3 separate regions of the Homo sapiens genome follow, and regions 1 and 3 are each linked to region 2. The links are chromatin loops, found by intact Hi-C in ENCODE. Cell type or tissue: mammary epithelial cell. All regions are shown on one strand.

Region 1 (8,000 bases), 67 kb after region 2:
TTAAGGAATAACCATATGGATTATTTCATGCTCAAATGTACCCCATTTCTATAGCACTTGGGAAATATATGAGTGTAAATGAATATTTAACAACTCATCGTTGGGAATTTCTGAATATCCTCAAATTGTAGAGATTCCAGCCATGGGGCTACAGACCCAAGCTATGAATACGTGTGTTTAGAAAAGAGAGCCTTTCTGCCCTAGTCCCAGCCATTGTTTCTGGTGGATGCAGCAACATCCTCCTACCCCCTCTCCCTGATTCTGTCTTTTGCCACCTTTAGCACATTCCAGTGGTGCTCAAGCAGAATGACTTTGCCCCCCATTTGGCAATGTCTGGAGACAGTTTTTGTTGTCATAACTAGGGGGTAGGGGGTGACATTATAGCTTTATTAGGGAGAAGCCAGGGGTGCTGGTAAACATCCTACAATGCAGAGGAATCTCTGTTACAACAAGGAATCATCCAGTCCAAAATGTCAGTTGTGCAGAGAAACCCTGGTGTATTCCCACACTGCAGCAGGAACAATCCTTTTAACATTTACAGCAGATAATGTTACTCCTCTGGTCAGAACCTCTCAGTTGTTTTTAGTGTCCACTGGAGTATAAGTCAGAGTTCCTCACAGCTTATAAAGGTCAAGATGACCTGTTCCTGCTCTCCCTGACTTCACCTCCTGCTGCTTTCTTTTTGCTCACTCCACTCCAGCCAGGAGTTTCTCCTTGTTCCTCCAACCACTTCTCCAATCCATTCATGCTTCTGCTCAAATGTCATTTCCTTAGACAGGATTTCCCTGGCAAATTTATATATATAAAAGCAAATACTCCATAACTTTTCCCAACCCTACACCACAGGGAAACACAATTAGATGAATTATTATCCATAGTGGTTAACCCTGTAAAATTCCCACCCTCCCTTCCTTCCTTTTTTCCTTCTTTCCTCCCTCCCTCTCTCCCTTCCTCACTCCCTCCTCCCTCCCTTCCTTCCTTCTTTCCTCCCTCCCTTCCTTCCTTCCTTCTTTCCTCCCTCCCTCCCTTCCTTCCTTCCTTCCATTCTTCCTTCCCTGCAAATAATATAATTAAATCCAATAACCCAACACCCAACATGAAGCTAGAACACTCACAGAAACCCATGTGAGTATCCCAAGAATTTCTTTGCCACTCCTCATTCAAGACAACTACTACCCCAAATCTTGTATTAACAATGTTCCTGACTTCATTTGATATATGTTCACACATCTATTTGTATTTCTTTAAAAGTATTAGTTTGGGTTGCGTGTGTTTGGCTTTATGAAAAATGTAATGTTTTAAATATATAATAACTTATTTTGTATTCCTATTATATTGCTATGATCCATCTGCAATGTTGCATGTAGTTAAAGTCATTCATTTTCATTGCTACGTAATAGTCTCTCTTTGAATATGCCACACTTTTCTTCTCCAGCCCCCACTATATAGGACTGTGTTTGTTTCTAGGTGTTTGCCATAATGAACTTTGGAACAGGTTAGGGTTTCTCTCCATATAACTTATCATCACCTGATATTTTATGTATGCACTGGCTTATTTGTTGATTGCCTGGCTCCTCTCAGTAGAATGCAAAGGCCCTGGGAACAGAGCCTCTGTTTTCCCCCTGATGTATCAACAAAGCCTAACATAGTGCCTGCTATATAATAGGAAGTCCATTTATATCTACTCTCTCCACCTTTACCCTTTGTCCCGTTGCCTGGCTTATTATAATAGCCTTCTAAACTGTCTCCCTGCTTCTTCCCTTGCCGCCCTTAAATCAACTCTCAACATAACAGCCAGGATTATTTTGTTAAAAGTTATACAAGATTCTGTCATTTTTCTGTTCAAAAATCCCTAGCAGCCTCCCCCATCTCAAAGTAAAAGCCAAAGTCCTTATAATAAACTATGGCTTTGTAAGATCTGGCTTCCTTCACTTCTCTAAACTTATCTCCTACTATCTGTACTCCGGGCACACTGACCTCCTTGGTACTCTTGAACACTCTACATTCACGATCCCTAGGACCTTTGCTCTTGCTGTACTCTTTGCTTGGACAGTTTTTCCCTCAAATATCTACAAAGCTTTTATCTTACTTCCTTCCCTTGTGTGCTCAAAAGTCACATATTGAGGTCTTCTCTTTTACTCCATGTAAAATTGAAACTCTGTCATCATATTCTGTCCCTTTACAGTGCTTTTTATCCTTAGAGCTCATTGCTATTTAACTTTTTTTTACTTATATATTTTATTTGTTTATCTCCTCTTACTGAACTACTACCTTTATAAAGCTACGATTTTGTATTCACTACTGAATCCTTGGTCCCTGGAATATGCCTGGCACATACGAGTTGTTCAATTAATACTGAATGAATAAATGAATAACGGGGAAAGTGAACATGATAAGTAGTTGTTATTTATGCAACCACTTATTTGGGCATTCATTAGATCATAGTTATATTTTTGATGGTCTCGTGGATATCAGAATGACTTAAAACTTTAAAAATAAAATATTCCCAAAGCTACTGATGCAACCATCTGAAAAAATAGAAGATGATGTAAGACATGCACATGACTAGAGTCAGACCACTAACTCTGAAGATCCTAATTCCTGAAGCTAGTTTTAAAATATTAAACATAATTTTTGCTTTGCATAAAGCAAGGCACAAGAATTCCTAGAGGGCAAAATCAGATCTAGACTTGGTGTTGCATTTATGGAGGAGCGAAGCACAGACCCCCTTTGCTGGAGTTTGTCACACGAGGAGCTTCTCAAGACTCCAGGGGAACAATAGTGCCTCTTTGCTGCTGGTGTGGTCTTGTGGTTCTTGAGGAAAGCAATGGTTTTGCTAAAGTTATTACAAATATTTAAAAATTATTCAGTTCTAAGTTTCAATGTGTGTTTTTAAAAATTACTTCACTCTAGCTTAATAACATTTCCAAAGAAATCTCTAAGAAAAAACAAGACTTCTGGAGGGAGCTAGATAAGAAGGGCTGAGGAGAAGATAGGTGATTTCCGGCTGCCATGTCATTATTAACCACGAATAGAAGAAAAGAAATGCACAAGGAATAAAATTAATGTCTTTAAAAGATATGGATACATGTTAACATCAAAGAATTTTGAGCTCAGGATATGTATTTTACAATTTTAGCTAAATCTTGAATTATATGAATCTTTAAAATGTCAAGATGTGGCAAATAGGCTTCGCAATCATGGTTTGTCATCTCGTCAATGCTCTTGACTTTTGAGTTTTCATGTAGAGAAGACATTCCTTTTGCTATCATCCTTCTGATAAAATTAGCTATGTGTGTTGTGTAGCAGTATTTCCATCCACACACAAGGGTGTGACTTGGCATTCTTTGTTACAACTGCTACTCAACCACTTATTTAAAATAAAAGTCTAAAACTGAAATCCTCTAATGAGTTGGAAAAGTTTTGCTTTAAAAATTATCCTTTTAGAGTGATTTCCAGTGCCATTTAGGGGATATAAGGAAGGAAATTCCAAGGTGTCTGTATTTTATCTGCAAATAAAACGATCATGTGACCACATGCCTGTTTGATCTGTGCCTGGTAGCTTAGCATGGCTACAGCAAAAGACGCACTTGCTATAATCATTTCAACCCCCACCCAACCCAAATCATCAACATTTCTCATCAAAGGAGAACATTTACATGCTCTGAAACATTGAATGAAAATAAGTGAAAACCTCTTCAGATATTTGTTTTAAAAATTCTCTGAGAGTACATAGAGTTTGGATCATGAAAGCAGAACTCAATTCATACTTCTGATCCTTCCCGGTTTCACATTTTTAAAAAATGTTATTTCACCACCTCCATGATCAGAAGGCGATGAGCTTGCTTTGTTTCCCAACTGACCTATTCATATCAAGTTAGTTACACTCACTTAAGTCTCCCCACCACCTTTGGCCAATCCCACAGAGCCCTCCTATGGAGCTGGAAACTCATATAGAGACTTTTGTTTTTTATAGAGAATTCAATAGCTCAATGCCACAAGACACCCTTTCTTATTAAAACGAGAAAGAAATGCATGGAAGTTGTTAAAAACAAATCATTTTCCATTAGTAAAAGTTACATGATTGGAAAGAGAAGAGCACATTGCTGTAATTACCAGTACATTAAGCAGGGGATGAACAGCTGCGTGAACTTGGAGTCAGTAGAATAACAGCCACCGAGCCAGCTTCCCCATATGGTCCAAGCAAGGAGGTGGGGCTTCTAGCTGCCTGGGGGTTGGGGAGAGGTGAGGAGGGGGCAAACGAATCCCATTCAAGTAGGAAATGTAAGCCAAGAAATGTCTGGCTTCCCAATCCAAACCCAGATTTCTCTGTGCTGCACTGGAAAAATCCCCCTGGCCTCCATAACAAAAACCTCTAAAATCAATGTTGTCTTTTCCTAAAGAGAGCAAAATGTGAGCGTTTTCAGACTTTTGGCTACATTGCTACTAATAGAAAAGACGACCTCAGAAGGACTTAGTCACTTCCTCAGCTTTTTGGGGTGTGGCTATGACTTGGAATTATTGGTATCACTTAGTAAACACTGTTTGATCTAGCATTTGCCTTCTCTCCCAATTAAAAATAGAGTCTGGCCAACAATGACAGGTCCCCACCACCAGGTATTGGCCTCAGTCTGTTTCAGTGAAAAGCATTACAGCCTTCTAATTGGCATTCTCTTCAGAATTTGGCAAATTTGGTCAAAGCAGACCAGCACTATAGTAACCTTTCATTATCAATGCAAATCCTAACAGAAAAGCATTCCATTCTTCTTACATTGTACGTCATAAATGAAACACAATAAATTTTATTGTGAAACCTCCTAGGAAGACATTCCTGAATAGACAAAGCAGAAAATGCTTGCATTATACTAAACAGAGCTAAAATTTGATAGTTGCTGGAAGGGTTGGCTATAAGGAATCTAGCTGTTTACAGGGGAAATACCAAATAGGCTACATCATTTGCAAGGAGATGTTTTTGTAAGTACCATGTCCAAAACCATTTGGGTTTCAACTATATGAAGGTTATTATTGCAGAGAATGGTGACCAGCTGTTCTTCATTGCCTCCGAAAACAGAATGAGAGAAAAAATGGCATTAAAGTGGAATTGGAAGAATTGAAGCTTCCTAAAAATTTGAGTTTGTTAACAGGAGAAGGATCCACACTAGGGAGTTATAAAATGAATGCCTTTCATTTTCTGTTGCTTTTAGAAATAAAAAGTGGCACTTTTAAGACAATTCAGGTAAAATTTTGTCCATCAATAAAATACTGAATTTGATAATCTTACAAATTTCTATTAAAAATAATTTCAAAAATATTTAAGAAATATGACTATTGGAAATTAGGCTATGTCTGGAGAATAATTCATCCAGTCATGCTATGGTGTCAGGGAATATTGTAAAATGAGAGAGTATTATTAAAAGAATCCTGTCGGAAATGTGTGCATTTCATGCCATAGATTTATGCAGGCATATTCTAGGAAGAAGGATAATGACTTCCCTGTAAATTAATATTGTCTTCAGAAATATCTAAATTTACAAATAAAAGATAAACAGCCTGGGCACGGTGGCTCACGCCTGTAATCCCAACACTTTGGGAGGCGGAGGAGGGCGGATCACCTGAGGTCAGGATCACCTGAGCTCAAGACCAGCCTGGCCAACATGGTGAAACCCTGTCTCTGCTAAAAATACAAAAATTAGCTGGGTGTGGTGATGCATGCCTGTATTCCCAGCTACTTGGGAGTCTGAGGTAGGACAATCACTTGAACCCAGGAGGCAGAGGTTGCAGTGAGCCGGGATTGTGCCACTGCACTCCAGCCTAGGTGACAGAGAGAGAATTCATCTCAAAAAAAGAAAAAAGAAAAAAAAAAAAAAGAAAAACAATAGTATTCTACTCAATAGAATAGACACACTGCTATCTCTTAGAAAATTATTAGATTGATGAATACATAGATGTAAAAACATCATTTGGTGGGTATCAGGATTTCCACTGATAGTTGATTTGTGGACTCTCAAGAAATTTATACCTGTATTCAAACACATACTGTGATATTAACTTGCAGGACTTTCTTAATAAACCAACTGTGGGAAGGACACACATTCCTAGACTTTCATTCACAGGGCAAATCCATCATTGCCAGACTTCTGCTTTCCATAGAACACTCACTTTTCTGTTTTCTATTCAACTTGAATGAAAATTTCTACTAGATCTCATTCCAAATCCTCCCATGGGACAGAGCTACCTTTCAGCAATCAGTGCTTTACCAAGGGCCGCACTCAAATTTGAACATCTCAGTAGACATGGAATCAGAAGCGAGGGATTACTGAATTTCACTCTGAAAGCTTTTCTTCTCAGATACTGTAATAAAAAAGCACCACCTTCATCTCAGATGATTTGCAGCTTTTCTGACAGCTAACGTTTATCTCTGTGACTCTTGCATTCTAGGGAAAAAATACAATTTGTAGATAACTTTAAATATTTACCTTTTTTTTTCCAAGCAGGAAGCAAAGGGTAAAACAACCACACACACACACACACACACACACACACACACTCACACGCACACAAAGTTTCACTACATAGATACATCTTGATTTAAAATTCCTGGGCACTTAGGCTGCATGTCATGGCCCTCTGCGTGAGTTAAGTGGAGTCAGAGATTTCTGCCAAGTTATAGAGCTGGTTACTTACTTCAGGAAATATTCAGTTATTTCATTTGAAGTATGAAATTGCAGGAGCATCCAAAAGTTTACCAGGGTCTAAAACTACAAGTGAGCTTGTTATTTGTCTCTACTCTTTATCCTTCTATGGAGTAGTTCCAAGGGATCCTTTGAACCAGCTGCCCAGTTTTCATCCCTGTAAATAAATTTTTCTTCACACAGTACAGGGTCAACTTCTGAAGAAGAGACCGTTTATCATGGTAGTTAAAAGCACAGACTCAACCCAGACTGAATGGGCTCTAATTTCAGTTTTGCCTCTTAACAGCTGTGTGCCCTTTGGGTAAGATACTTAACCTCTCTGAGCCTCAGTTTCTTCCCCTGTAAAACTGGGATTTAATAGCATCTTTCTTAATTGGTTGTTTTGAGGATTTTAAAAAGTACTCAGAATCTTACCAGACTGTTTGCCCACAGCTCAGTAAATATGCACAGAGGTTGAGAACAGAAGGAATGAAACAGATCAGCCCAGAAAGACCACATGATCAAAAATCACCACTTTCCATACAGTAAGACAAATACAATACTCTTTAATATTTATCTTGGTGCAGCAGTGTATTAAGCCTGATTTTATTTTGAAGCAGAGGTAAAACTTATTTTACTTGCAGATATAAAACATTGCATAAAACTGTTCATGATGACCAGTTGCTGGGAAGTGGGGAGGATGTCATACTAGTAATTGTCCACACTGTCTACTTATCTTGTGCCTCTTCTGAACACAGTAGTAATAAATAGATGGGAAAGAAAAAATTACATGAAAGGTCTGATGAGTCCATTGTAACCAATTTGTACTATGTCCAAGAGAATGAGTCCCTAAAGTTTGGACCCTTCTTTATCCTTCATTCGTTGACCCCTTCCCAGAGTTTAGAGGCTGTCTTTATCCTCCCAAACCTTTCAAGACCAATTATCAGTATGATTTTCTTCACTTCTCACATATTTATTCAATCATTCATTTAACCAAAATTAGTTGAGCACCTACAGAGTCTTGGACTCTGCAAGACAGAGCAGGGGAGGAAGTTTGGGAGGGAAAGGTGTGAAGAAAGCCTTAGATGCACAAAGGTGAGTAAGATACAGTTCTCACCTTCAAGGAACTCATGGCCTATGTATAAAACAAACACTCCAAAGCCAACAAAGATTAGAAGAAAGATCACACGACGCATTATAAAATGGGGTGTGGGCAAGAAACCAAGTAGGAAGGAAGTAGCCAGCTCTGCTTAGAAAAGGTGGGAAGTTATCTCAAATAAGAAGGTGCTTGATTTTTAGGGCTACAAGAAAAGTTGTGATTCACTGGGT
Region 2 (8,000 bases):
TAGCATCCCAGTTGGACAATCATATTAAATCATAGAACAGCAATTTTATTATCAAGCAGTTATGTTTGTCTCATAGAAATTTGGCCATATTCTGCATTTTTCTCTTTAAAAATTACTCACTATGTGATATGAGTGATAGACAAGGAGTTTTGTTACCCAGATCCTCTTCAGAAATGGACTGTTGCCTCTACTGCTGCTGCTGACCACATGCCTGGTCTAGCTGTCAGCTCCTTTAGGTGCCTCCTCAGTGAGCGATCTGGCTAAGGTCACGTCCTTTCCATAGTAGCCCACATCCAGTGACTGACCTCTGGCGGGTACTAAAGTGCAGTCATTCTGACTCCTGGGGAACAAGCCTGTTAAGCCATACGCACTCCAAAACTCCCTGCACACTCGGCCAAGGCTTTGTTGGGCTTGCCTCAATGTTTGACTTCTCTCTTTGCCTACTCTTACTGCTGACCCCTCCCTTCCCCAGGTGTTGGTCCCTGATCAATATCCTTCATATCAAACTGTGCTCAATCTCTGCCTTTAAAGATTACAATCTATAACCATATAGAAATCAGAAGGGAAAAATGTTTATAAAGTGGATAAATACATGGTTTATTTTTGATATTGGTTTTCTGTGTCTAATGTTACAGGGATGTGATTATTTTTAAAAGTCTACACATGCTTTCAGATACTTATTTTTTCAAAGCTACACAATGGGGTATAACTTCTATCAGCTTCTCCAGCCCCAAGTACAAATTTGAAAGTGATTATTTCAGACTCTGTTGCTATTGCTGTAACCTGTTCTCCAGTGAATTAGAATAATGGGAGTTGGGTACATCCTCTGTGGCAGTAAAGTTGGCTCTGCTAGTACACAGGGTATTATCTTCTTTGTAATGCTTGCAAGAAGAAGATCAAAAGTAGCTCCGATCTTCATCTTAAACCATAGATTATGAGTCAACCAGGGTTGGCCCAAGATAAATATCTGATGTGTGGTTAGTCATATGGTGAGTCAGTGTTCTAATCAGTGGTAGAGTTAATCAGTCGGGGTTACTCACCATGCCTAACTTTCATGCACTCCTTCCAGAGGGAAAATACATGCATTCTTTTGGCATATTTGGTTTTGCATGTACATCATTATGTTTCTCCTCCCACTACCACAAGAAAAAGATATTAATTGTAGTAAAAAATAAAGTTATAAACTTCTGGCAAGCTAAAACTGAGAACAGGTTATCAAAGGGATGTGTGCCTGTTCACTTTTAGAAGTGTATTAGGTCTTTCATAGCTGAGAAAGGACAGAAATAGGGAGATAAAGTCGTTCACCTCAGATCACAAGCTAAATTGGTGGTAAAGGCTGGACTAGAATCTAGATGTAATGGGTAACTTTCACCCACATTATGTCAGTCCCATTTAGACTTCCTTGGTTGACTAGTATTGATGTAACCAAAAAGACATCTACTCAAAATTCAATATTCTAATGGTAGTTATTGAGAACTTACTATCTGTCTGGTCCTGTTTAAAGAGTAGGACATATAGCAGTGAATCAGGCACTTTTTTTTTTTTTTTATCAAGAACTTTCTGGCAAAGATATATATTTTGTTCCTGCGAGAGGCCATTTGTTGCATATCAACAGCCAGATAAGCCTTAAACAAACAGGTAATAAAAAGGACAGTCTTGGCTACTCTTTTTGTGATTTAATCTAGAACAACATTTCTCTCTTGGTATTTACTTCATCAGGCTGATGTAAGGACTTGCTACTGCATTCATTGTCAGCAATGGTCACAGCAGGCCTGAATACTTTTTTGTTGTTGTTAACTGTATTTAAAGGTGTTGTACCATTCACTTGCAAAGAAACTGTTTTTATCAAATGAGATTTTGCTTTGGAAGAATGGCAATGCAATTCAGCCATGTTTTTTTCTAAATTAATGTAACATTTGCATAATAATATTTTAAAGTAATTGCTTGGGCCACTTTCTTTTTTTATTTTTTGCAGAAGAACTAGCAGATCGCTGTTAGAAAAACATTTGTTAAATTTCCAAATCATAATGTATTTTAGTGGTGAGAGGAGCTCAGTAAAGGAAATTAAAGGCATCGTGGACTCCACAGAGCATGGAACACAATGAGCTCTCAAAAAGTCATTTGTTGGCAGATATTGTTATTCTCATTTTACAGCATTCTGTGTATCTCCTTTATATCACTTATTACAATTAGAATTAATCCTATTCAATTACTTCCGGAGAAGCACCATGGTTAAGTGGCTAAGAGGATGAACTCAGAAGCCAGTTTAGCAGGGCTCATTCCTGCATTTCTGCTCCCATCACCTACTAGCAATATATAGCTTTGGATATGTTACTAAACTTCTATGTGTCAATTCCTTGAATGTAAATAAGTATAATGTATTACCTATAGCGTTATTATAAGATTTAAATTAGGTAATATTTGTGAAGTACTTGGAACAGTGCTCAGTGTATATAATAAGTATTATGCAACTATTTATAAAATGAATAAAAAATTAAAATTTTCCTTTCTTACTAGTCATACTGATAGAAAGTAGAACATATCAGTCTTAGTTACTGATTCTCATCTTCTCATCTTCTGTAGTTATGTTTCCAAGTTAGTTGTTCAATAAATTATTATTGAATGAATGAATGCATTAAAGTTTTAAGGCCCATAAATGGTGAAAAGATCCATCAAGATCATTTGTCATGATTCTATAGATTCTTCAATAGAATAGTAGGGCTAGTGCTACTACTGATTCTGTGTACCTTCCTTGTTGTTAGACAAATATTATTTCATTTGACATTAAAACAGCCTTAAAATGTAAATATCAAATCTCCACCTCACAGGTAAGGCAGCTGAAGTTTGAAGAAGTTAAATAACTTATCAAAAGTTTGGACAGAACCTACAATCAAAACCACGTCCTTTTGATGCCGAAGTTCATTTTCTTCCATGCTACACAGTCTTACATCAAGACAGCGTGTTGGCTGATATCAGACAGAGAAGACTAAAATCCACAAGGGGAAATTTATGGAGGTATGAGAAAAATATTACAGAATGTATTGTATATGGATTTGTCTTTCAAAAGATGTGTCTCCTAGTTTTCCTTCCAAGCAAATGTCAAGCCCAATGATATTAGCAATATTCCACATTACTTACTAACATTTTTTTACTAATGTCAATTTATTACAAAGGTAAAGCCAAAGTATGAGGTCATTGCAGTTCAGTTCATAAAATACAATTAAGCAAGCTATTCGTAGGTTTGAAGTACAGGATTAACAAAAAAATGCATATGAAATATTTTACCAATGATAAATTAACAAGAAGGCCAGTTTAATTTGATATAGCTCAAGTGCAATAAAACAAAGTCAAAAATCGTTACATCCTTAGTCATAAACCATAGTATGTAAACTATAATGCATAAGCCATATATGCTCAGATCAGATGAATTTGGAAAGTGAGGGAAAATAAGCAGCCTAGACAACTGTTGAAAACCATGCAAAGCTACCAATGGAATTCTATGATCAAGCTAGGAATTCGCTGGGCCTGGAGAAGTTAAGTAGCAATGCTGCAGGAGGGATGGAATAGACTGGCACAAGCACATCTTATCTGTTCTTCCTGAATTGAGCTTTGTATACTATCAGATTCCACTATACTAGAATGTCTTATATTTGGACTATGTAGAGTACATTGAGCTGAGGGCAATAACAAGTATGAAACACAGCAGGATTTTGAAAAAGATTAATATGTCAGCTTAAGGTAGCAACCTGATCCACTTATTACCTCCATTAAATAGCTATAATTGATTATTCATCATTTCAAAACTTATCTCCAAAAAATAATAGCATGCTTACCCTATCACACCTGGACTTTGAGTGCATTCTACTCTATTTAAAAACATTGTTTTGAATTCTTTTTATGTCACAATCACTTCACAAAATCTAAAAGAAGTCAGAGATACTACCAGGGGCAAAACACACTTGCCCCCTGCTTCTCATTTGTCCTATTTAGACTGGATCCATATTTTTGTCTTGTTTAGTAGTAAAAATAAAAGTAAAAGGGGGTGCTTAGAAATCATAGATTGTATTCCAAAACAAACAAGCAAAAACAAACAAACATAAAGCCAGACCCTAACTCTCAATTTCATCAAAAAGTAGCAGAACTCTCTTTCATGGCAAGAACAGTGCAAGCTTGTCCTTTGGAAATTCTTCTGAATCAACAAAAGTACGTGTGACTGAATCGTGTGGCCAAGATGGAATGCTGTGGCAATACAAATTACAGAGAAGATGCACGGCTTTTCATCTGCTGCCCTCACCCGCAGATGTCTGTGGGATGAAAGTAGTAGTCACTGCCAGCCACCCCAGTCCTGCTGTTCTGACACCCTGTAATCGTTTGCTGTATTCATTACCTCCCTCATCATCCACTAAGCCTCCTCTTAGGGGTACTTTATGGTACACATTTCACTTTAAAAAATTAAGTCACATCACGATTAATTTTGCCTCGAGGATTTCACAACATCCTTTGAGCTCACAGTAACCCTGAGGATATTGTGCAATTGGAGTTGGGACTCTCTTGCCTAAGTTATAACTTTGTGAAAGAAAGTGGGTGAAAGTGGGGGAGTTGTTCTTGCTTAAGACAATTGAGTGGATATTAAGCAAATACACAGGGGTAGGTTTAAAAGTGACTGGCAAATCTGGTAAAACTTTATACATCTCGAGTTATCATTTTTAATGTTCTCACCTTCTTACAGTATTTTTACAGGCAGTATGCTTTTGCTTGTCCTAAGTAAAATAGCACGCTTTTTTTCTGTTTTTCTCTGGGGCATGTCTTCTGTATGCTAATCTGACTCATCATTGTTAATTTAAAATATTATAAATAAGCAAATACATGACTCAATAAATGTGATGAGTAAGGAGAAACTGGTGTTTGCCTAGCCAGCTCAGACCTACATTTTAATTAAAAAGCATGTCTCATACACCATCAATATGTTTTCAAGTGACCTGTCATGACCAGTTCTAATCACAAGCATGCCATTCACTCTTTCATAATAAATTGGCAGATTATGCTAATAAAAGAAAGGGAAGCTATCAATTTTACGGGTGCCAGACAAGCTATGCCATTGATTTTATAATTTATGACATGCACTTGCAAAATAAAGGTGGCTAAGGAAAGAGTTTCATAAACAGGATAAAATGCTACAGGAGAATAATCAATTAGATTAGTCGACAAATAAGTGGATAAAAACGTTATGAAAATGTTATGCTTTCCTAATGGTCAAACATTCAGGGATTCAGTGTCATATTATATCTGTAAAATCCCACAACAAAAAGGTCTGTGTTAATGGCAGCTATATGTCAATTTTTAAGATTGGCTAATTGGTATTTTTAAAAGTATTTGGCTGGAAAATCACAAAGATTCAGTTGATTGGGACTCAAAAATTCTTTGTTCAAGAGAAAAAGAAGTCATAATACAGGTTGCTATTGATTACACCAATAAAATGTTAAAAATTACTATATGGCACAGTGTTTTGTGACTTTACGGCCTTTGTCTATGGAAAAACCATTTAGGTTAGTTCACATTTTTATAGAAAATGAGAGTTTGCAATGGAAATAGGAACTTGGGAGCTCACAGAAAAATCAGGGGTAGACTTGGGATCAGATAAGACATTCTACCTAAATAAGCATGGTTAAATACACATTATGTCTTACATTTCAAGCCAAAACTAGTTGTTTGCTTTTGATTAAAAGATTAGATTTTGTTCTGAAGTCCAGTTTCAATATTTTAGTTTTGTCATTAAATTGTTTCTAAATTGAAAAACTTTTGATAAAACTAGAAAAAATAAGTATACTTATGCTATGTTATTTATTAATATGAACAAAAATCAATTTGTCTAAGCTTTGCTCATCTAAAAATATATATGTATAGCAGACAAAGCAATGCAAATTAAACATTTTAAATCTTATACTTGCATTCAACAATCTTTATCTTGTGTAGCGTTAACGCACATACACATACATATGTATATGCACACACACACATATTCCTAATACCTAAACACAAGTCAATGTTCATCCAAAGAGTAACAGATCATCGATTACTTCTAGAAATTTCCTGATACCTTTATTATACTGATGTTTATCATATTGGATAAATGCTTGTCTTATGGAACTCACAGCACTTTGCATCCAATCATCATGTATTTGGCCACCGTTTCAACAGGGTGAAAATTTAAATGTATTATTGATTACAAATGGTCTTATTTAGGTAATTTCAAGAATATTAAATGTTATGTTGCCCCAAATTGTTATATCTCAGTTAATGGTGAAGTGATATGACTTTGAATGCTATGTAATGGCTCCATAATATTTTTTTTGTAAATATAATCTCTAGATCAATTATTAAAATCAGCTAATAATTGGTTGTTTTCAGGTAAAATTGATAGTTTTTAAAACATTCAAAATAAGTCCATTTGAAAGTCATTCAATTTTGTTAAGAAATCTTTTGCTGAATATTTGTGAAATATGGATATTAAATAACTTTTGCAACCATAGTATCCACTCATGTTGCAGGTTATTCTTTCTTGTTGTGGTTTTAATCTCCCCACAAAACTAAAAAAAAAAAAAAAAAAAAAAAAAATTAGCTACAGATTTGAAGTGATATTTATTTTGCATATGCAAACTATGGGACTCAGCTGATGGATAAGGATGTGTATGCAGTGTTGTTCTATCCATCATCAAATTCACTTCTCAACTTTTTTTAATAAGCAAAATAATAGTTTTAAATAAAATACAAGTTGATGATACACTGTCTGGAACAATTACCAACTAGATTTGTGTCCCCAGTAGTAGCCCCTCATTGGTTCCACTGGTTTCCTGTAATTATTCTGGATCAAAGGACTTTTCATGAAAGAATCATTATTAAGTGTTTTACAAAAGCATTTTTCCTGTTTAGGGTTAGTTCCTCAAAATTCATCTTGGCCGCACAACTCTAACGCTGTCTTGTGTTTGAACACTTTAAACAACCCCCTCCAGATTCGTCTAGAGCCTGAAATTAGGTTTATTTTTCTCTCTTTTTTTTCGACCTTTAAAAAAATAAGTAATATTACTAACTGGTCTGAAATATGATCCTTTAAAAACTATGTGGCATTAACAGAATTCTGCAGTGCAAAAGTACAAAGAAGACTAAAAGAATAAGGGCAAAGGAGAGCAATCATTTGCTTCAGCCTTGCATTATGTTGAACTTTGGTGGAATGGATCCAAGATGGAATTAAATCCAAATGTTTCCTGGTTTCTTCCATCTTAATAGCCTCATATTTCCTTCCATTTCATCTCATCCACAGTGTTCACATTTAAAATTGTCATCTTTGAAAACATTGAACATATTTATGGCTTGTCTGCTTCCTGATATATATTCTGATCTATCATATTGTTATAATTGCTAGACAACAAAAGAGATTTCAGATTTATATATAATATGGAAATTTAAATTAGGGAGGAAATGTGACTACATCATGCCAACTTCAAAATAAATCCTCCCTCTTACTCTAAAAGATATGACAATATTTGTAAAGCTATTTTCCTGACCTTTATAATATGTTTAGCCATTAAATTGCAGAAACCTATGAAGTAGTCCAAGTTCATGGTATAAAAACAATGAAAACGCAGGATAAAAACACAAAAATAGAGCAGAAAAAATATGGCTATAATGATAAAAAATTAACATGTAATTCCTGTTTCCAGCTTAATTTATACTACCTTATTTAAATCTTCCACAATATGATGAGATTATTATTCAGTGCCTACAGGGTTGAGATGTTAAAAGCCTTGTCCCATGTCACACTGCTACTAGGTAATAGAATCAGAATTAAATTTAAACAATTGGATTCCCCTAGACACATTTTTTTCTCTCTTCTTTGAGTAATCTCTGCACATCTTACACTCAGGGCTGTTGCAAAATAAGAAACTGAAGACAGGAAGTAGAAGGGAAAGAAGAAGAGGAGGAAGTTGGTGTGATTTAACATT
Region 3 (8,000 bases), 87 kb before region 2:
ATAATATGAATTGAAAGACACTTCAGAAGCAAAATCAATAAGATGCATTCATCTATTTTATGTAAGGAGGGGAGAGAGAACATGCCAAAGAGAAACCAAAGAATACTACATGTTCTAAATAAACTGGAGAAGTTGGTTTCCAGTGCTACTCTATGAGCAAGTGCCCAATACTATAAATCTCAGAGCCCCCATGTATTAGTCTGTTCTCACGCTGCTAATAAAGGCCTACCTGAGACTGGGTAACTTATAACAGAAAGAGGTTTAATTGACTCACAGTTCCACATGGCTGGGGAGGCCTCACAATCATGTCAGAAGGCGAATGAGGAGCAAAGGTTCATCTTGCATGGTGGCAGACAAGAGAGCTAGTGCAGGGGAACTCCCCTTTATGAAACCATTAGCTCTCGTGAGACTTATTCACTACCTGGAGAACAGTATGGGGGAAACTGCCCCTATGATTCAGTTATCTCCACCTGGCCCCCCACTTGACACATGAGGATTGCAGAACTACAATTCAAGATGAGATTTGAATGGGGACACAGCCAAAACATATCACTCCATTCCTGAGACTATTCTTCAGAATGTCTGGGATGGTGCTAGGAATCTTCATTTTAAAAAAATTTCCCCAGGGAATAGTTTCTGTGGTCATTTCTGCCATAGGCCTGGTAGGTAGCAAGCCATGTTGTTAACACTTACCTATTCCATCAAATGACACCTTGTGTCTAGTTTTATAGAGAGGATGTGTGTCACTACTTTAGGAGAGAGAAGAATGATGCCAACATTTATAACTTTTGAGAGTGGCTATGTCATAGATTCCTTTGAAAAAATCAATCTTGAGTATATTCATGTTTCTAAAAACCAATGGAACCAGGAGTTCTGATGACTTTTATTTAATAAGCTGTTTTTCTTTTTTAAAAATAATTTAAACTTTTATTTTAGATTCAGGGGGTTCATGTGCAGGTTTTTTACATGGGTATATTGTGTGATGCTGAAGTTTGGGGTACAAATAATTCTGTCACCCAGGTAGTGAGCGTAGTATACAATAAGTAGTTTTTCAGCCCTTACCTCCCTGCCCCCATCTCCCTCATTTAGTAGTCTCGTGTCTATTGTTCCTATCCTTTTGTCCATATGTACCCAATGTTTAGCTCCCTCATGCAGTATTTGGTCTTCTATTTCTGTGGTTAATTCATTTAATAAGCCATTATTTTGATGCTTTTCGTTCCCTCCACAATCCACAGACATTTTTGGGGTTTATCTACAGGCAAAGTCTTAGTTTACTACAGGGGAAGATGTCCTCAGTGTTTTGGTAAAGAGAACAAATGAATGTAGTTCCCTACTGATTAATTGATACAGTGTACACTTATTTTAATGTAGAATGGTCTTAAAGAAATAGAAACAGTTTTAGACAGCTAATCTGCCATCTGGAATATAAGATATAAGTACATGTTCTCTATTAAATTTTAATCAGGACACAACCTGGAGTCTATAAAAGAAATTGCTGACAGATTTGGCTACACAAAAATTCAAATGTCCCTATGATGAAGTTTCCACATTCCAAGTTAAAAGATAAACAACAGGCTAAGAGAAACATTTACACTAAGCAAAAGAAACAAAGGTGTTCATTATAGGTAAAGAATTTCTTAGAATCATGAAGAAAAAGAAAGATCCAAAGAAAAAATGGGGCAAATACGTAAACAGGCAACTCAGAACAAACAAACAAACAACACAAATGTCCAGTGTAGGTAAGACTTGTTCAACCTCAGTAGTAATTTAAAAAGGCAAGTGAGAAAACAAGTTTTTTTTTTTTTACAAAATATTGACAAAACATTTTTTAATTGATAACAAATAGTGATTGAGAGACTGTGCAAAACAATAGTCTAGTCACAGACAACTTGGTGGAATATAAATCGTTTTTGCTCTTTGTGAGAGAACTTTGGTAGTATCCATAAATTTAAAATGCATATATCCTTTCACTTATGGATTTCAGTACAATCTAGCCTATAAAATTACTAGCATGTATGGTCAAAGATGTATACCTAAGAATGTCAGTTTCAGTATTATTTATAATAACAAAAAGCTGGAAATACCCTCATTATGTATCAATAATGTAATAATAAATCCTGAAACGTTATGCACCCGTCAAAAATGAGATAGATTTATAGGTCTTGATTTTTTAAAAAAGATCTCTTTGGTGTAGTAAGTGAACAAAATCACTTCACAGAATAAAACATATAGTATGAGTGAATTTGTAGGTTTCTAAAATTTATATGATTGCATATATACATCTATGCATATAAAAATATTTACAAGGGCTGGATGGATTTTATAAGGGTTGGATGAATACTATTGTGGGGAAGTATGAATTTACTTCTGGGGAAGGGAATCATTTGGGAAAGTGGGACTTCATAAAAGATTTTCATTGTTTAATGTGTATAGCCCTACATTATGTAAATATTCTACGATAAAAATATTTTCTTATATAATTGGAAAAATAAACAATAGATATTAAAAAACCTCCCTAATATTGGAGAAAACAGTAAAGTTAAAGACTTCTTAAGGGAAAAACAAAGCACACCTGTTCTAACTGTAAGAAAAGCTTCTGAACTTCCTGGCTATGCCTATCTTTGACAAAATGCTAGTGCTGTGTTAAAAGAATACATTAAAATTTAACACTTTATGATTAAATGTAAGATTTAGGGTGTGGAGATTTCAAACTGTGAATTTGCGTAAAATTTAGTTTGCTTGTTGCTGCTGTTTTTTTTTTCTTGTAAAGCTGTAGCTGATAAAAAGTCTTGTGAGAGAGAGAGGAGAGAGTAACTGATGCTTAGACAAAATAAAGTCATTATCATATGACAAGGTCTTTCTCATTCCATTCAGGCCCCTTAATAACTTTATTGCATCTCTAGGTATAAAGATCATATCTCACAAGGGAAGAAACTGCATTATATATGCTGGGCAGCTGCCTACCTACCATTCTCATGCATTTGTTGCGAGAGCAACATCTGTGTTCTTTCTACATGTAGAGGGCTCCGCTGCCATCCTTCCCAAAACTTCTGGAGGTCACCGTTTTTACAACAGGATATCTCTCGCACCAGTGACCTGCATTTTAACACTTTGCCCTGTTATCTATAGAAAGAGAGGTTCTTTCCAAATCCCAGGAGTGCGTTAAACGTTATTTCTGAGGTAAATCAGACTCACACAAAGTTAGCGTTCCCCAAAGGGGGGGGGGGGGTGGTGCCTCAGTATAAAAATGTCCCCCAGTGGATAATTCATCATGTGATATTTCAAGCACTGAGAAAGCAGAAGTAACAACATTTGGAAAGAAAGGGTGGAATTTCCTTCCTTTACATGTGTGAGGAGCGCGCGCCTGTGTGTGGGGGGTGGGGTGGGGGGCTATGGGAAGGAGTGGATCTTGTAGTGGACAGCATTCTTTGAATATAAATATACATGTAAACATATAAATATATAAATATATATGCGCGCATTTTTCTCCTGCATAAAGGAGTCAGGCCGATCTCTTTCTATTTGATCTTAATCCCTCTCCCCCGCCAGCGTGGCCCAGGAGCACCCCTCTCTTTCTAATAAACGGCTGGCAGAGCAAGCCGTTCACGCAGTCCCCTTTGATCACCTTGGAGCTGTCAGCCCTTGCTGCTGTTTTCCTCCCAGCTCTTGTTCCTGCCTAAAAGTGGAAGTAATACCCACTGAAAGAAATACCCCAGGTGTCCTGCAAAGCATTAATCTATTTCTTCTTTTTCTTCTTTTTTCCTGAGGCCCACCCTCCCAGCTTGAACAAATCCCCCTCTTCCTCCCTCCTCCCCTCTCTGCAGAATCCCAGTTCCTTTTGAGACACCCTCCACTGTGCTGGCGTGACCCCCTGGGCCCTCGCTGTCTGAGAAGCTACCACCCGGCCAGACAGGGGAGGCTCCGCCCTGCCCCTGCACCCGCCGCCCTCTCCCCGGCCGCACGGGAGCCCGGATCCCGCAGGCATCTGTGTTCGCAGGTTCTGCCGTTTGCTTTCGGGAAGGCGAGCATTGTTTTCCTCTGGATGCAAGCTTTTGCTGACCCACACCCCCCTTCCCCAATGCCTCCGCTTCCCTTCCCCCTTCGGGGACTTGGGATTGCCCTGCAGACTCCCTGGACTTGAGCGTTTTGGTCTCTGGCTGCAGTGTTTGTGAGAGAGGCTGCGGATGCGACCCAGCTCCGGCTCAGCTGCGCGCGTTTGCAAATGCGGCTGCGTCCAGACAGGGCATGGAACACATTTCCAAGCTCACGTCCCCGTTTCTTGTTTACAGCTGAGATTATAAGCAATCTATGTGCCCTCTTATCATCGTGTCAGGCAATGATATATAGTTTGTAAATATTATTTAAAGGAAATGATTTGCAAAGGCAAACAATTTTAAGCAAAGTATATGGACCATGAGGTTTGTCTTTAATGTACTTACCAGAAGGACAGAGAAGGGGGCTGGGAGACCGGAAAATTATGGGGTGAGGTGTGTGGGTGGGGGAAAAGGTGGCGGGGATGACTCAAAGGATTCTGGTGATTCGATGACAGTGACATAACTAATTAAATGTAATGTTGCTTAAAAGCCTTTGCTCTCTTTCTGAAATTGCTCGAAAGTATGCATTATTAAAGAAAAAAAGATAATGTAGAAGGAGGGGGACTTAGAATGACTGAATACAACTCATTGTGCTGGCTCAAAAATGTCAAACTGCAGTGGAAAGAAATACAGCATTACAGGCTGGTGCGCTGAGGCCCCAGCTAGGGAAGGGGGAACTGTTAAGTGGAAAATTCCTGCAGAGGACTCGTTTCCATTTCCAATGGGAAGAAAGAGAGTGTTGTTGGAAGCTGGCAGATCTTTGGAAAATACAGGGGAGCACAGGGAAAATGACAAAAATGATCTCATTGAACTCTGAGAAATCTAGCAAACAAATAGCTTTAGCCAACCTACCACATTCTTATAGTGCCTGTGCCTGCATACCAAGACTGAGAAAGGATGAAATCTCAGCTCTCCCTCTCTCTGGTCCCCCTTGTCTCCTGAGAGGAAAGGAATGATGCTTGAGACACTGGCAGCAGCAGAGGATCATGACTGTAGAAATGTGTCTATGAGTACATGTGTGCTCCTCAAATAGACTTGTGTGCTTAGGGAGATACTTACTTTGCATCCTGAATACTAAAATGATGGTGCAGCTGTATTTGTTGAACACTAGAGGATTTCAGTTTAAGGAGCATTTTTCTGTCCGAAAGAACCACAAATCCTAACAGGAGTCACCAGGTTTTGCCACCCAGGGGTGGTCTCTGTTAGTGGGTTTTCTTCTAAGGATAGCCTGAATTGCATCACGAGCAGCTAGGTGATGGAGCAGGGCGAGAGCAAGCACATCTCAGAAGCTGTGTGCAGGTGTATTCGTATAACCGCGACCAGGAATTTTAGAATTATCATTACATGTTCCAGTGGAGAAAAACAGAGACTAATAAGAAGCCACGTTTTTTCTTATTCTGTAAAGCTTCTGTCAAGAAGAAAGAAAAATGCCAGGCAGTGAATGCACTGCATGTACACAAATGAAGTTCAAACGATCTTCATTTGCTATGCTGATTTTTTCTCTATCAGATCCACAGCACACTGACAAGCTAAAGAAAACTTGTTTTACATTTATGGCTAGGATATGTGTGTATGTGTGTTGAGTAACACTTTTAAATATATTCCTTTCCATAGTAGTCTGATAATTTAATAACTGGTGAATTATATTGAAAACACTTTATTAAAACTATTTGACATTTCAAGTAAACTTTATTAAAAACTACAGATGACTGAATTTACGTGGTCAATATTCTACCTACTGACAAATCCAAAGCATAGATCAGCATATCTTGTATCAGTCCAATGTCTCCTCCAAAAATTTAATTTTATTTGGATATGTAAATTCAATGCTATGATGGACCTTGGGACTTGTAAATTTTACATAGAAAACAATATTTGGTTCAGACCAATTCTTAAGTTATGTCCAATTGCCAAGGCAATGCCCATAGTAATTGAAGAAATATACTGTGAGTTACTCATTATATATTTAAGATATAAATGTTCTTGTCTGTTCTTACAAACAGCTTACTTACATAGAGTTTTAATGAGATATAAGTCATATCCCATAACATTCACTTACTTTAAGTGTTCAATTCAATGGTTCATATATTATTTACGTTATGCCACCACTACTACAGTTTCATTTTAAGATGTTTTCATCACTCTATAAAGAAAGATTGTGATTATTTATGATCACTATCCATTCCTGCCCCAGCCCTAAGTAATGTTTTTGAGGTCCGTCCATGTTGTTCCTTTTAATTGCCAAATAGTTTTCCATTGTATAGCTATACCATACTTTATTTATCGATTCATCAGTTGACGAACATCAGTTGACGAACAGAAATGTTTCCATTTCTGGGCGTGGTGATTAATGCTGCAATGAACATTCACATATAAGTCATTGTGCAGACATGTTCTCATTTATTTTTGGTAGATACCTAACTAAGTGTGGAATTGCTATATCATATGGTATGCTTACATTTTTCAGAAACTGCCAAATTGTTTTCCAAAGTGGCTGTACAATTTTACATTCTTACCAAAAGCATATGAAAGTTATAATTGCTCCAAACAGTAACACTTGTTATTGTCTGTCTTTTTGATTATAGCCATTCTGGTGAGTGAGAAATAATATCACATTGTGGTATTGATTTGCATTTTGTTATGTTCAATCACGTGCATCTTTACCTGTGTTTATTAATCATTTGTGTATCTTCTAAGGAGAAATATCTAAATATTCAAAACCTTCCACCATTTTTTTAGTTGTGTTATTTGGTTTTTATTGCTCACCTGTTAGAATCCTTTTTATATTCTGGGCACAAATCCTGTACTGGATATATGATTTATGAATGTTTTCTCTCAGTTTGTGGGTTAGTTTGTTATTTTCTTGATGGTGTCTTTCAAAGCAGCAAAGTTTTTATTTTAACTAAGTTTAATTTATCAATTATTTTTCTTTTATCATTTGTGCTTTTGTTGCCATATCTAACTTTCCAATACAGTCTTAAGATATTTTATTTACTCAATATGTATTTTTTAATAACCTACCATGTGCCTATCACTATATTAGAATGGAAAGATAACTGAACTACAATAATACTGGTAATTTATAGCTTGGATTTGAGGACAAAGCCAGTAATACACCTTCATCATCTTAAGGTTTCTGATGATAGAGCGTCTCAGAGTTCCAGAAAGGATTGAGCCACTTTTAAATTTTAGAATCACTTCTCGGCCTTTTGGCTAAGATCAAGTGAATTTTTTGAGATTCCAGGTATATTTTTTAAGGTGCCAAAAGAGTTTTGAAATAGTAGTATATCTGAAATATACCTTAACAATTTTAACATGCATAATGCAATATATCTATGCAGTCTTAAGACAAATTTCATAATTATAAAAATGTAAACTGCTGTGCTACATTGAGTGTGTCTCAGTCACAGGACAAAAGTTTGACATTGATGATGAACATCTTTCAATGTAGTTTCTGAATGTACAGCTTTGTTTGAAAACTACATCAAAGGTCTAAATTTGATGCCATAAACCACTTCTTTACCCCAGGAAAGATATATTGTATCTGAAGATTTTTCTTAATTTTTCTCACTCAAATACTGCCATTTACATGGATGTCCATGTTCTGACATGACTTTGTAGGAACACTGACCTTTCCTCCACATGGAAAGAGGTAGAGAGAAGTTGTGTTAGGTCATTCTCATGTTGCAATAAAGAAATACCTGAGACTGGGTAATTTATAAAGAAAAGAGGTCCTACAGGCTGTACAGGAAGCATGGCATGGGCATTTGCTTGGCTTCTGAGGAAGCCTCGGGGAGCTTTTATTCATAATGGAACGTGAAGCAGGAGCAGATGATTCACATGGCCAGAGTAGGAGCAAGAGAGAGAGAGTGAGAGAGAGAGAGAGAGAGAGAGAGAGAGAGAGAG

The links. Hi-C counts contacts between places; a loop is a spot of excess contacts. Peaks named below come from ENCODE experiments on the same cell type or tissue, not always from the same donor. Only the 100,000 strongest peaks of a DNase experiment are listed, where the experiment ranks them.
Region 1: it touches region 2 in a loop (5-fold over the local background); 4 of 110 quality-filtered maps call a loop at or near these places.
Region 3: a loop joins it to region 2, with 3 times the contacts of the local background. A loop is called at or near these places in 8 of 110 quality-filtered maps.

What each region holds. Positions count from the first base shown.
Region 1 is chr2:226,181,204-226,189,203 of GRCh38, forward strand. No RefSeq gene overlaps it. Among named protein-coding and RNA genes, the nearest start is that of MIR5702, 470 kb to the right of the region's middle. In mammary epithelial cell, no CTCF peak of the experiment used is centred here; DNase peaks (open chromatin) are centred at 4,678 and 4,788; H3K27ac peaks cover 2,453 bases.
Region 2 is chr2:226,114,311-226,122,310 of GRCh38, forward strand. No RefSeq gene overlaps it. Among named protein-coding and RNA genes, the nearest start is that of MIR5702, 540 kb to the right of the region's middle. RefSeq lists enhancers at 823-1,117, 1,502-2,328. In mammary epithelial cell, no CTCF peak of the experiment used is centred here; DNase peaks (open chromatin) are centred at 991, 4,411 and 4,881; H3K27ac peaks cover 5,548 bases.
Region 3 is chr2:226,027,278-226,035,277 of GRCh38, forward strand. No RefSeq gene overlaps it. Among named protein-coding and RNA genes, the nearest start is that of MIR5702, 630 kb to the right of the region's middle. In mammary epithelial cell, no CTCF peak of the experiment used is centred here; no DNase peak of the experiment used is centred here; H3K4me3 peaks cover 1,015 bases; H3K27ac peaks cover 1,790 bases.